3 separate regions of the Mus musculus genome follow, and regions 2 and 3 are each linked to region 1. A link is a loop called in an ENCODE intact Hi-C map of the cell type or tissue named here. Cell type or tissue: left cerebral cortex. All regions are shown on one strand.

Region 1 (5,000 bases):
AGAGTATTTAACAGATTTTCAAGATACCATAGAATTCTTCCTCTTCTTCTTCTTCTTCTTCTTCTTCTTCTTCTTCTTCTTCTTCTTCTTCTTCTTCTTCTTCTTTTCTTCTTCTTCTTCTTCTTCTTCTTCTTCTCTTCTTCTTCTTCTCTTCTTCTTCTTCTTCTTCTTCTTCTTCTTCTTCTTCTTCTTCTTCTTCTTCTTCTTCTTCTTCTTCTTCTTCTTCTCCTCCTCCTCCTCCTCCTCCTCCTCCTCCTCCTCCTCCTCCTCTTCTTCTTCTTCTTCTTCTTCTTCTTCTTCTTCTTCTTCTTCTTCTTCTTCTTCTTCTTCTTCTTCTTTCTTTTTTTTAATAAAGGCACTTTTGGTGAGCTCCTTGGTATCCACAGGATGGGAACTGATTGGCAACAGTATCAACCATGTGATTGGAAGGTCACAACTTTGAGTTTTACTACCTAACCTCTCTAGGCAGGGGAGGCAGGCTGCAAGTTGCATTAATCACAGTAGTTGGTATTTTTTTGTCACATGCTTATAGAACAAAGCTTTAACGAGAGCCCCAAATAGCAGGAACCAAGGACTTCTAGATAGCAGAACACATGGTGATTCCTAAACAGTGGAACACCTCAGGGTGTAGACAGTTGTGTCTCTTCTGTTTGTGCCTTTATTATCTGCTGCTCATCTCTACACAGGGTAATATTTCCTCAAATGGATAAATGCAATTGCCTTAGCCCTTTTGGCCATTCTAAAAAATAAATCACAAGTTTTGTGAACCCCAAATTTATAAATTCTCAGTGTGAAATATGAGCCATAATCTTAGACTTGTAACCAACAGCTGAAATAGGAATGGACTCAACAGACTGAGTTCTTATTTTCTGGGTCCTGACTTTATCAGAACTGGGTTAAATTATAGCATCCCTGGAAAAGTGCCTAGTGAAAAAAATAGTACCCACTCACTTCTATCTCCCAAAGTGAAGCATTGTGTGGACATTGAACATTGATGTAGGCAACACAGACTTATTTTTCTACTCTCTTGAACTTAGTAATACCCATTGATTGATTTAATCAGAACCTTTGAACTCAAAACCTTACATACATCAGAATCACTCTTGAATTTACATCATCTATCTAATCTCTTTGTCTTACCTCACTGAGTATTTATCCTTCTATCCTTATTCCTCCTGGACAATGCCAAGAAAAAAAATGATGTGTGGCAGAAATCCAGTGATTAAGAGAAAGGTGGTACCCTGGGGTTTGAAGAAAACACCAGGCTCAATGTAGAAAGCCAATGTGCCTTGGCATGGAAGCTTTCACAGATGGGTTCCAGAGTTCTGACTTCTTAGATCTCGCTATAAGGCTTGCTCGAGTACCAGATATCCCTTTGAGCTCATAAAAATGTGTTCGTGCATAAACGTTGGCTATCAAGTCTTTACTACCCAAGGGGCCCACTTATGAGTAAAAGTGTTTTCCTCCTAGCAACAGACTTCAGAGAAGGTTCTTGTTTAGGAGAGTTTAGAACCACCAAGAACAGTGTGATGACCCTCATGACCTCACCTTTAGCATGGCATTGGTGGATGGTTTTGATGGGTGTGTGCTTATACCTGGAAGTACAAGGTTATAGTTCCATTTGAGTGGTGGATATAGACTGCCCAAGGTTGGTAGAGAGCAGGTGCCCTGGCAGAATAGGTAATCTGACTCAGAAAAGAAAATGAGCTTCTAGGATGAGTCAGCTTTGTGCTGTGATCTTCTTCCACCTCTCCACTCAAACTTCATAGCACACCCCATTTCCTTCCAGAGAACGCTGGATGAGGCAGAGAGTATTTTGAGGATATTTTGAGAAAGAAATCTGCCAGGGCATAATTTTTTACTTGTCTCAGCCTGGTGCATTGTAGGAAAGTGTCCGTGCTGCGAGTGGGTGTCTCTGCCTCCTCCAGTCTAGCACCATCTTGACAGAAGCAGTTATTCCAGAGACAAACCCGGAGAATACTCAGCAGTGTTGGGTATGACTTCTGTGTGGTGGGAGTAAGCATCCAACCTGAGGTTATGTGAATATAAACTGTGCTTGTATCTGCAGCCCCATCCTATCAGATGATGACTAATTGCTTTCACCTAGGAAAGCAAATCCTGCTTCACGATTCCAGTGAATCCTGGTCAGGAATAGACTGTGAAGAGGTGACTGTCTCCTAATGTCATATTCTATTTGTAATGCCACATTCTTTTTTTGCTCTTGGTATTTTGCAAAGAGCTCCCATCACTTACCTCTATCTCTGGTCTAGAAGACAACTCTCTCTCTCCAATCTCTTCATTACCATTTACTTCTTCATGTTTTAACACCTGATATAATCAATAGTTCCACCAACCCCCCTATCCCATCCCCCTCCCTCCCCTACCCATCCACCTACTCCTACCTCCCGCCCTAGCATTCTCCTACACTGGTGCATCAAGCCTTCCCAGGACCAAGGGCCTCTCATCCCATTGATGTCTGACAAGGCTATCCTCTGCTACATAGCAGCTGGAGCCATAGGTCTCTCAATGGGTAATCTGGTTGGTGGTTTAGTCTCTGGGAGCTCTGGGGGGGGGGGGTCTAGTTGGTTGATATTGCTGTTCTTCCTATGGGTTGCAAACCCCTTAATCTCCTTTAGTCCTTTCTCTAACTCTTCCATTTGGGACCCCGTGCTCATTCCAATGTTTGGCTGTGAACATTTCCCTCTGTATTTATCAGGCACTAGCTTCTCTGGAGACAGATATATCAAGCTCCTGTCACCAAGCACTTCTTGGCAACTGTAATAATGTCTGAGTTTGGTGTCTGTATATGGGATGGATCCTCAGGTGGAGCAGTATCTGGATGACCTTTCCTTCAGTCTCTGCTCCATACTTTTTCTCTGTATTTCCTCCCTTGAGTATTTTGTTCCCCTTTCTAAGAAGGACTGAAGCATCCACACTTCGATCTTCCTTCTTCTTGAGCTTCATGTGGTCTATGAAATGTATCTTGGGTATTCCAAACTTTGGATTAATATCTACTTATCAGTGAGTATATACCATGTGTGTTCTTCTGTGATTGGGTTACCTCATTCAGGACGACATTTTCTAATTCCATCCATTTGGTAAGAATTTCATGAATTCACTGTTTTTAATAGCTGAGTAGTACTCTATTGTGTAAATGTACCACATTTTCTGTATCCATTCCTCTGTTGAAGGACACCTGGGTTCTTTCCAGCTCCTGGCTATTATAAATAAGGCTGCTATGAACACAGGCAGAGGAACTAGTTATAGACAATAAAATAGGAAGAAAAACTTCTGACATGTGCTTACACAGTTGTCCATTATATGAATCTATTATTCATCTTATGAAGATATTTGGCTCCAGAATCCTTCACAGGAACCAAAATATCAATATTTTAATATCAAATGCCATAGTAGTCACATATAGCTTATATACATCCCCCTATATTCTCTAGATCTTATATACTTATAGATGACTTATAGGAAACAACCCAAGACAAATGCTGTGCAAATGATTATAATACTATATTGCTTAAGGAATAATGACGTAAAATAGGCACATTAATATATGCAGTCCTCATTGTCCATAATCCCTGGCATACAACCCATTTATAACAAAGGGCTGACTATATGTATACATATAAGTGTTTGTGTGCACCTGTATTTATTCAATAGATTACTCGGTGGACACATTTCCCTGGACTTCATGATTATTTCCTCTCCATGGCAAAAATGGATATGAGATTTCTAGGGTTGTAGTAGACATGATTGACTTTCAAAGAAAGCCACGTGGAATAGATGGTGGGGCAGAATGGCTGAAGGAACACAGCTGTGTGGCAATGCTTCTACTAGTGTTCTAGGGTTGTCTCAGCCCTAACCTTTCATTAGATTACCTGCATTATAAGATAATAGTCTGGGGGGACGAGGGAGATCATTCAGCAGTTAAAAGTATTTGCCATTCTTTCAGGGGACCTGAGCTTGGATCTTAGAGCCCACGACAGGCAGCTCACTACCTTTACTTACTCCAGCTCTAGGGCATTCAATACTGCCTTCTAGCTACTACAGATACACACACACACACACACACACACACACACACACACACATGCACTTAATAAAAGTATCTTTAAAAGTAGCTATTGGCTTTAGTTTTCTGTTTTCTAATGTTTGTAGGTAGATCTAATGCTAAGGAATGTATAAATTATATCCACTTTTATAGTGAGTTTCTAATAATATTGTCTCAGTCTGAATTGCACAATAAATTCTCTCCCTTACAATTCATATATGGGAGATCTAATTTCTTATGACTAAAAATGTACCCATTTTGAGCTCTCTTCCCAGTCTGGGGATGAAAGGGAAGCCCCCCACTGCCTTGCCCAGATCTACTAATGTTTACCTTCAATTATATCTGTCCCTGTATGCCTGTGTGGAGGTGTGTGCATGAGGATGCAGTTGCCATATGTCAAAAAAGATATCGGTTCCCCTAGAACTGGACTCATAAGTGGTTATAAACTGCATGTTATGTGTGCTGGGAACTAATTCAGGTCCTCTGTAAGAGCATCCTGAACTTCTTAGCCATCTCCCCAGCTGCAATTTTGGTGCTTTAACATCCACTCAATCTGTGGCTTATGGCATCCCTGACAAACTACCAGAGAAACATGATTCCTCCTAGTTGTAGTACATGGAGAACAGTATCTGACTCTTAAGTCTCTCACTATCCTTGAGAGGTGAGCATGCTGATAAGCTGCCTGTTTGTTCCCCAATGTTGTACAGTGAGCATAGTAGGCGATTTGCTTCCCATTATTATGAGGAACACAATCCTATGGTGTCTCTTCCCCCAGGATTGGGCAGTATGCACAGTACTGGGCTGTCTCTTTCCTCCTCATTGTCAGATAATGTGCACAATAACAGGTTATCGGTTTCCTTGCCATAGAGAAGCACATTTCACTGCATTGCTTTCTATTGAGTTTTCTACAATGGAGTTTTCAAATGTGAGTTCAGCG
Region 2 (5,000 bases), 390 kb after region 1:
AATCAGAAGTGTGTTGCTCTTGAACTACAGATCCTCATCAACCTCCACAGTTGTTAGTCTATCCTTTATAGTAATGTACACATATTAACATACATATATAACATATAGTATGTATCTTAATTAGGTTTATATTATCAGATAAAACTTGATGGCCAAAAGCAACTTGGAGAACAATTGGTTTATTTCACTTACAGTTCCATATCACAGATCTTTGGCAAAGGAAGTCAAGACAGGAACTCAAGGCAGGAACCTGGAGGCAGGAACTGATGCAGAGACCATGAAGGAACTCTGCTTACTTTTTTGTTATAGCATCTAGGATCACTAGCCCTGAGGCCTCCCACATCAATCATCAACCAAGAAGAGGACCTAGAGACAAGCCAAAGCCAAAACTATATTTTCTTGAATAAGAGTATTTCTTCCCAGATGACCCTAGCTCCTGCTGAGTTGACATAAAAACTTGTCAGCAGTGCATGAGTGTGTGTGTGTGTGTGTGTGTGTGTGTGTGTGTGTTGTACGAGTATATTTTGCAGGCAGGTCTCACTTGTAGGTTTCTGAATTTGTACCTGAGTATTACTGCACTTTTTTCTCCTCCACTAGTTTGCAAAGTTTCTTCAATGTCATAAACGCAACTCAATAAAAGTAAACTGTCTAGTTGGTACTAATTTCTCCATGTTCAATGATGTAAGTAATCCGAGTCTTCAGCAATAGGACCTGACTATCAGATTGTTGGGAGTAGCTAATAGATTTGTCAATAGACCATGATATTTTCTGGGCAAAGGGGGATCTTATCTGTATAATGGAATAGGAAAGAGAATAAAGATTCCATACTTGAGTCCCAACAAAGTGTTGGGACTGAAGGTCCCTGGTAGAGAGTAGTTCTGTGAATTAGAAAGGAATAGAGGTGGGCTATAAGGAAAGGTTGAAAGGAAGGACCCAAGAGACTATTTCATGAAAATGTAGAGATGAAACCTAAATCTCAATGGAAATGTCAGAATGTTCAAGATGCCAGGATCATGAGATGTTCATCAAGGAAAGACACAGTCACAGAATTGGATGCAAACAGAGAGTGTATGCCCTGTACGTAAACAGAACTGGAGTGGTTGTGCCTCTCAAGTCCTTTAGAGTCCAAATGATTTCATCACAAACCCCAGATATCAGCTTTGGAACTACAAGCTTTTGTGTTTCCTGCGATTTATTTTTATCTTGCTTTGGTCCACTCATTTATTGCTATGCCCTCTTTCCCCCCTATTGAAATGGAAATACTTACTGAATGCCGCTGTATACAGGAACCGTGTCATTTCTTTTATGATGTTATAGGGGCTTACAGTTAAGAAATAACATTGACTCTTCAAAGAGGCTTGGATGATGGCATTTTATACAATGTTGAAACTGTTGAAGACTACAGGAACTTTTTAACTTGGTTTGAATGCATTTGGCACTGAGACCATCAAGAGCTTAAGAGATAAGAAGGGAAATGATATGTTGATGGTTTATATCAATTATCAACTTAATAGTACCTGGAGTCACCTTTAAGACAGGTCTCTAAACATATCTGAGAGGATTTTTTTTATATTGGGCTCACTGAGGTGGTTATGTATATGGCACCATCCTACGGGCTAGCCGAATAAAAGCACTCATCTCTTCCTGTTTCCTGGTTGTGGATATGATGTGACTACCAGCCTTATACTCTACCTACCATAACGTTCCTGCCATGATGATCTGTTCCCTGGAACTGTGAGCCAAAAGAAACTCTCTTAAGTTGCTTTTGTTACAGCAATGAAAGAATTAACTAATACATGGGGGAGATAGAACTAATTAATTAAAAAAAACATAGTCATGAAACATCTCCAGATTGAAGGAACCTAGAAAGCTAGGAGGGCTATGTGCACCTGGGGTTCCCAGGCAGGCTCCTCTTGTTATAAAAGACATTATTGGGACTATTAACAAAGCTTCAGATAGATGACTTTCTGTGTAAAAACTGATGTAGGTTGTTAATGCTGGATGACAATCTTTTCCCATGTATTAAAAAGTATTTTAAAATGAAAAAGTTAACAAAACCATACATCAGTGACTTATCAGTGCAGATTTAGAATAGAAAAAGAAACCATTCTTCACAATGAATCAAACTTTACATATATATTTGATATTGTGGATAGGGAGCCAAAGCCGGCAAGCACTTCAAAGACAAACATTAAAAGACTCCAACCCACATGCAACCTGATCAGGGCTTGTCACGCTTACCCACACAGTGAGTGCTGCTAGCCTCAGCTCCAGATGGCCTCCAGGGTGGAGGAGGTACTAAAAGCAGCCACTGACAGCCAGCACTCAACTCTTCTGTTTTGGCACAGAAAGCAACCACAGAAAACGCTTCAACAAACAAGCGTGGCCGCACTTGTGGACACAGCCTATACTCTGCATACTTTGAATAAGGGCTGTGAGTGAGTTACTTTTCCATCACTATGGGTGAATGTCCAACAGTCCCAATTAAATGGAGCAAAGCCTTCGTTCAGATCATAACTTCGGCTGTTTCCAACCCATCATAGAAGGCCTGAAAGAGCGGCTGAATTCATGAGAGCACAATGTAGAAGACTGTTCAGATCACAATGGCAGACCAGGAGGCTAAGAGGAGAGCAGGAGCCTTTAAAGTCTTACCTCATAATGACCCACTTTAGCCCCATCTTCTAAAAGCACCCTAGCCTTCCAAAATGGCACTACCATCTGGGAATAAGAATTCAAAGAATTCAAAGAGTGGGGCACATTTCAGGTTTAAACTGTAAGAAGGTGTTTCTTTATTGCCCAATTAAGTGTGCCTCCAAACCCTCAAAGATCCAGGCTGCTTATTTCCCTTCTCAGGTCTAGAAATCTCTCCTCGTGTTTTGATCATCAAATATGCCATTCCTGGCTAATTTTATATCTCCCACCTGAAGAAACGGGTATCGGTATTATTATTTATTTGTGTTGCTACTTCTTTGAAACGTGTGCGCATTTAAACAGTGGAGGGCTTCTTGCCTTCATAGTTCCCTAGGATATACTGCTGTATTTAATGCTGTTGACATCATTCCATATGATGCTGCATTGTTTACGTGCTGCCCTGAACACCAGCTTCCAATAACTCTCAGAGCTGTTACAAGTGCCTCACTGAGAATGATCATAAATGCAAATCTTCCCAGAGTATACAGGAAAATGTAAATGTTAGCTCATTTTCTGGCCGTCTTAGATTTACAATTGGAATTTTGTAACATAAGTGGAAATGTGTATCTTTCAAGCTATATCTCCTCTTGAACTTTGGAGTCATAATTACTGAGTTCCTGGTATGCAATCTGCTCTTTTGGAGTGATGCCCACCTTCCTATGCTGCTACCTGGGTGGAAGTCAGGCAAGGGGCCATGGTCAGGGTGAGAGAAGCATTTTTCTTCACAGCAGGAATGCCTAGCACTCATTAGACCAGCTTTAAAACCAAAAGGCAGAGCACAGTGTAAGCACATAACACAGAGAAAGAGAACATCACCAAGGAGTCTACGGAGGAAGGGAGCACAGCTCCTAACAGCTGCCCACCCTTTGGCCGTCCTAACACATGGATCAGTGAGGAGTGGCAATGTGGTCTGGGTACCAACATCAGTGCAAAAGATGCCTGCCAAGATAACGCTTGTCTAAATATACTATGGGATAGAGGCAGTACCACAGACAGAATATGTTTGGACTGGAGTTACCATGAGGCTTAACCCCAAGAGCTAGAAAAGAGCCAAGGTAAATTGGAACCATATATTCACTCTTTGACATGCATAGTAGACGTCTATAGACCATATATCACATTGTAGCACCTGTGGCTCAGTCCTAGAAATGACATACTAGGCAGTGGAAGAAAGGCATCTACTAGGATATTCTCTCTGGTATAGGGAAACCCCGGAGAAGTGCAAGTCCTATATCTATTCATGGTATCACTCCAACCTTATGTTTGAGAAAATGGGTTCGATCACCCCAAAGAGGAGATAAAATTCTTGGGTCTATTTGGGTCCTGACCCAGGCTTGCAGCATCCAGCCTAGAATGTATTGCCAGCCCCAACAAAGATGAAGGGGCTAGCTTTCCAAGCCTATATATCAGTCTTTGTCACATCCCAAGGAAATTATCACAAAATATAGGACAGATTGAATTATAAGAGACAGACCAGCACCATTGGGTGCCAGGGGTTGAAGTTATTAATTTCTGCCTAGAAAAAAAATGAGATTAGCTGAGTGAATTTAAGCTGAGCCTTTAAGCAGAGATGACCTGTGAACATCTGGCTACAGTCAGCAGAGGAGCTACATGCTGGAGGAACAGACAATGACTTCCCTTTGAGAAAAGGAAGGTTGAATAGTGAACTTATGTGGCCATTTGGGGGGTCAGAAGTACATCAGCCCACGAATACTAGAAAATTCCGGGAAGGCCTAAACATTGCATTAAGAAGGTGTCTGAGAAACACTGAAGCGAGAAAATAATTTGAGGGCAAAGAGTTCATCAGAGAATGGCAGAGGCAAAATGAGATGTCAGTTATGTGTCATGAAGAAAACATTCTGAGAAATGCATCATTGGGTGACTTTGTCATTGTGCAAACACCATAGACTATACTTAATGTATATAATATAGCCAACTACACACAGCACATAGCCTAGCTGTGTGTGCATACACATATGTCTGTGTTTGCATAAATAAACTTGTGTATATTTATGAACATCTATTATTTTTTCATCATGGCCCTAGGTATAATAAAATAAAAATATGAGTAAAATGAGATTTATGATGCAATCAATAAATGTAATAAAAGACTGAAAGGATGGATCTGTGGGTGAAGGGGCTTGCCACCAAGACTCATGACCCAAATTTCATCCCCAGGCCCCACAGAGTGGAATGTGAGAACCAGTTCCCACAGGTTATTCTCTGACTTTCACACATGCTCTGTGGCATGCAGACACAATCCATGAATAAAATGCAATAAAAACATTGTAGAAGATACCAAGTCAACA
Region 3 (5,000 bases), 240 kb before region 1:
TATTATTTTAATGGTGTGGTAGAGTTGTTGAAGTGGAGAACTTTTGCCTTTCTTATGGTTGATCCTGCTGTTAAAATTGGTTTGGATGTTGAACAAGAGTCTGATGCCCAAGAAAGCTGTGTTCAGTTTTTAGTGTCCCCTCTTTCTGACTGGTGTCAGGACCATAGCCTATTCTTCCTGCATATGCTAGATGTAGGAAGATGTTTCTAATAACTGGAGTTGCCCTGAAAGCAGTGAGTTTTCTGATGACTGATATTAGGATCTATAAAAGAAATTCCTCTCCATGAAGACTGAAAGCAGCATGTTGTTCTCTATTCTAAAAAACTCTAGGGATAAACAGATTTCTGTTTCTTTTCTGCACAAGTATAGCAATCACTTAGATGTGGGGTTTCCTTTCTTTCTTTTTATCCTAAAAGGTATTGATTCCTCTTTTATGCTCACAAGGTAACAAAGCAAGAAGAAAACCTGGCATCTCTGCTTGCATTTTGTGTCCCCTTTATTTGGGGTCAGAATGCTGCTTGTCACTTCATAGGTCAGGTTCATCACTCAAGGAGTATATGCCTAACCTACCTCGTTCTGCTTCAGGTTGAAGGTGCAGAGATAACTAAGTCTCAAACCTGCAGCTACAGGGAGTAGTAGCAAAACCTGGATAGACAGACCAACCTTCAGAGAAGGGTAACTTTCCATGATGATGAAGCTGCTTTGTGGGGCAGAAATAGTGGCCTTTCAGGATCCAGATTGCTCCTCTCAAATGATGAAAACAACAAATTCTCAGAAGATATTGAAGAACCAGAACTGAGACACTCATTACCAGACCACACCCTAACCAGCTTGGCCCCATCCCAGCTCCTTCTCAGCTTAAACCTAATGTCTATGCCAGCTGCCCAAGATAAACTTGGATTCACTGGGCCTCTCCATTTGACGGTCTTCTGGATGCATTGATTTAATCTCCTCTCTCTTTGGTTCAGCATTTCCTGTCTTTGTAATTGGCAAATTGGCACAAGTGACTGAGCTTAGTTTGGCTGGGACTGCCAGAGCCAAGGATTTAGCTCTAAAACTTGGATTTTAAGGGCAGTGACTTGGGAGAAAAGGTAATTCTGAGCTCTGAGGTGTGTCCTTAGTGCAGTAGTCAGGATGCTAGTCCCATATTTCTGAGCTCTGCCATACATTTAATGGCTCTATTGGTATTTATTGGCCATTCATTCTGTACAGGTACTATGTTAAGATGATAGGATAATAAAAGACAGCGGGTAAAGTCAGATGCAATGAAAATGTCTACAGGTATTGACTGCCAACCTGATCAACTTGACATCTGCACATAATATCACCTTTCTGCGCATACTCCCTAAGCAAGATGCAGTTTCATATATACAAAATTGCTTACTAAGGACTTAGCCTCAAAATTTTATGATAAAATTAGAAACAAGGCTAACACACGAAACAGCGACATTCTGTTATTTTAAAACTTTAAAAACTACACTATCACATGGAAAAGTCCCAGAGCCAGTTCATGGTTGTCAAGTGGATTCTGCAGGAAATTAATTTTGTGAGGCTAAATGTCAATGTGTCTAGGGTGATCAGAGGAAACTCAGTGGGGAACATAAGTCTTGAGCTTATGGGAAGTCTCAGAATCTCATCCTCAGAGGATGACAATTTCAAAAGCTTCCAAGTCTTCCTTGGGAACATCCTACTCTCCAGATAGCGAACTATTGGAGAAGGGATGGCATTTTCCCTCATGTTTCGTAGGACATGCTGGAGTTTAAAATAGGAGTCTCCAAGATGGTCTGTGGGTGATGTGAACAGCAACGTAAGCAGCCCTGTTATTATTAGACACAGATCGTTTTAGGTTAGTGGATATGACTGTTCTCTAAAAATGCAAAGTCTGAGTCACTATATAGGCCTCTAATTTAAAGTGGTTGCCCTTTACCAAAATATAGTCTAGCAATTCTCTGATTATGCCAAGGACCCTCTCCTACTTAAAGCTCACTTGTAAGCCAAAAAGAGAAAGTTGTCTCTTTGTCTTTGAATAGGGCAAGTGTCTGTGTGATTCATTTCCAGGAAAAGTTAAGGTAAATCAAGATCAAAGCTACCTGTCTAGTGATATTAAATGGATCCCCTTCTACAAGGGAAGAATTATATAAGCTCTTCACCTAATACCATCTAGGAGCTGAGAGACATACTGCTTTTTCCAAAATAAAAATCTCCATTGCCAATCAGATGGTATGATGCCTGGAATCATGCCATCGCTGACTCATTTCTTTCATTTTCTCTCTCCCTAGGTTCTTTGAGGTCCAAACAAACAAATCATACTGAACAGCTATAGAGAAGTTGGCCATGTATGTACTGTTGATTTGGAGAGGGAAAGTAGAAGCCAGCATGACAGTAATATGCTACAGGCCAAGGAATCATTGATTCTCTTAGACTATACCTATTTGTGAAACATCATACCAACTTAGTCTAAGAAGAGAAAAATCTAGTGTCCAGCACAGCTCTCAATCCTGAGTTTTGCTAGGCCCTCCAAGAGGAATAAATTATAGTCATTCTCTAGAAAGGCAGTGGGAAGTGCAGGTTCAGGTTCCTCTAGGAACTCCTATCTCTGAGCACTCCTTGGGCTTTCTGTAGATAGCTCCTCCTATGTTGCTTCTTGTGGCTTCACTCAGCAGTGGCTTCTCTTGGATATTCAGGGAGTTTAGCATTCCTATGCCAATTTATCTATTAATATCTATGTATACATCCTCCAAAGACCAGGGCTTATGCATCCTTCGTCATCCTTGATCATCCCACTAACTAATAGCTATCAGGGAAGTCATTCAGACTAATACCTTCCTTGTCAGTTAAATGCCTTCACAAAGCTTAAAGGAAAGAGAGACATGGAAAAATAACAATAAACAAAAAAACAGTATATACTTGTAAGTGGATAAAGCAAAATATCAGGAAATAATTTTCCTATCAAATGAAATCATGGAAATTTTCATATAAGTGTTCTTAAAGTCTTCAATGATGTAATGGTAATCTCCTTTATACCATGAACAATGACTTATGTGTCAACAATGATGGCAACCTCCAGTGTCTCAGACAGGGGAATGTGGGACCCAAGAACTGGCTGTGACTTTCTGAAGATGGGTCAGAGATTCAGTTACATGGTAAGGAGCTGATGGAGGCAGCCATAACACAGGAAGAAAATAGTAAAAGAGTTTCCAACTAGCTGGGGAAGTATAGCTTCAAGTGATCCAGGCACCCTTTTACTCCTGGAAGACTACAAGATTAATAGGTTGTCAGAGGTGTTCAAGAGAAACAGCACAGAGAATCTGGTAAGAATTAAAGGGTTAAGATATCTGAGACAAACAAGCAGGTTGACTAAGTATGGATACATAATCCAAAAATGAGTTCTCATTCAGTATAGGCAAATGGGTGAAAGTGAATGAAGAGATCAAAGTAGAAGACTTGTCTATACAGGTATATAAAGGAAAATGAAAAAAAACTTATGTCTTTTAGATTAACTTGTTCCTAAAAATTGTTCTTGAAGAGAGTCTGGTTTTCATGGAAGGAACTCTCAAGGAACAAGACAGAGACTCGATTGCTTCCAAGGCTACCTATGAGTAATGTAGTCCTGAACACTGCCAATAAGTTCAGGTAAGGGTCTCATTGTTATGCAGCCTCTCTCAGAATTCAACCAGACTTCACCTGAGCTAGACCTGAAGAGCATCTTTGGAATGGAGAATATGAACAGCCATGAAACGAACTGACCTTCTACTGAGCCTGAAGCAATGATAGAGTTCAGAGAATTGTATCAGCCGCCTTTCCAAAAACTGACAGATCGCTGCAGTGACTTCTTGCTGCACTGAGATGACCAGATGGCAAGCTCATCACCAAACATCCAAAGATGGGTTGTTGGCAGCATTGACAATTTGAGTGGTTTGAAGCAAAAAGAACAATTGGGGATTTCACCACTGGGGTCCAGTTTGTTAGTTTGGTTTCCAATACTTAAGCTTTAGAAGATATGGTTAGAGAAGTAACTGTGGTTAGAGAAGTAACTGATCATTACAGAACACAAGGGTTGATAGAAATCGTCCATCAGGTGCCAGGTGCTAGATAATGTTTAGGGAAGCATCTTTGACTTACAATGTGTGTGGACTGAGTTAATTAACACTGTGAACTAGTATACAGACTGCCTTCTGTAGTGCCTTCCTGGGCCACCCTTCTCTTCTCCAAACTTGTTTTGGCTTAAGGACTTGGGTCTTCATGAGTAGCCCCCTCCCCTTAGGCTAAGTTCATCTAGAGCAGGTGGGAAGAAGCAAAGAGACAGAAGCCTTTGCTCCGGGTCCTTTCCTGAGCTAGATGTCTGACTCGTGTGCTTGATCAGAATTCTCACGTTCTGTCAGAAAGAACATTTTTCAAGTTCTGTCGCGTTCGCTCTCGACCAGCAAGAACGACACGACCACCAGTCCTTCTAACAGCAGTTTATTCAGCAAACTTCAGTCTTCCTCTCTCTTCTTTCTCTTCATCTATATCTTCCTAATAATAATCCTCTCTTGAATAATAACCCTCTTTCTAACCCGGGCCCCTCACTCTTATATACTCTCAGCCCTCATCCACTCACAGCAGGCCACGTCACCTCACCAGGTACGCAGCTTCAGCTAATCAGGGCAGCAGGGGCATATCTCCACCAAAATGGATTCGCCAGTATCCTGGTACACCTGCGCAGCTCTCATGATGGTTGTGGCTTATATTCAGGTGAGGAAGTCAGGTGCAAGTCATAAGACTTAGCTGCAGTCCCTGGCGCCTTCTTGGGACTGCCGCCACACCCGCTCCTCACAAAGTTCCAAGCTCTTCATCCTCCTCCAACCACCCCAAACTCTTTAAGAATATCTGAGCTCTTATTTTTCCCTTCAGATTGCTAGACATTGCCATTGATGTTAAAAGATACTGCCCTCATCTTCATAAATAGTCCTTACCTACAGTTCTCCTTGTCTATTGTCAAGAGTCATCTCCTTTTTAGC

What was found. A loop is a pair of places that touch in the nucleus more often than their neighbours do. Peaks named below come from ENCODE experiments on the same cell type or tissue, not always from the same donor. Only the 100,000 strongest peaks of a DNase experiment are listed, where the experiment ranks them.
Region 2: a loop joins it to region 1, with 16 times the contacts of the local background. A loop is called at or near these places in 2 of 42 quality-filtered maps.
Region 3: it touches region 1 in a loop (14-fold over the local background); 2 of 42 quality-filtered maps call a loop at or near these places.

What each region holds. Positions count from the first base shown.
Region 1 is chr14:71,725,643-71,730,642 of GRCm38, reverse strand. The region is part of intron 1 of Gm34819 (a long non-coding RNA gene); the gene reads right to left. Among named protein-coding and RNA genes, the nearest start is that of Gm34998, 42 kb to the left of the region's middle. In left cerebral cortex, no CTCF peak of the experiment used is centred here; a DNase peak (open chromatin) is centred at 1,914; H3K27ac peaks cover 1,784 bases.
Region 2 is chr14:71,335,696-71,340,695 of GRCm38, reverse strand. No RefSeq gene overlaps it. Among named protein-coding and RNA genes, the nearest start is that of Gm41203, 82 kb to the left of the region's middle. In left cerebral cortex, no CTCF peak of the experiment used is centred here; a DNase peak (open chromatin) is centred at 2,282.
Region 3 is chr14:71,969,969-71,974,968 of GRCm38, reverse strand. No RefSeq gene overlaps it. Among named protein-coding and RNA genes, the nearest start is that of Gm35079, 70 kb to the left of the region's middle. In left cerebral cortex, no CTCF peak of the experiment used is centred here; DNase peaks (open chromatin) are centred at 830, 1,771, 2,207 and 2,530; H3K27ac peaks cover 2,061 bases.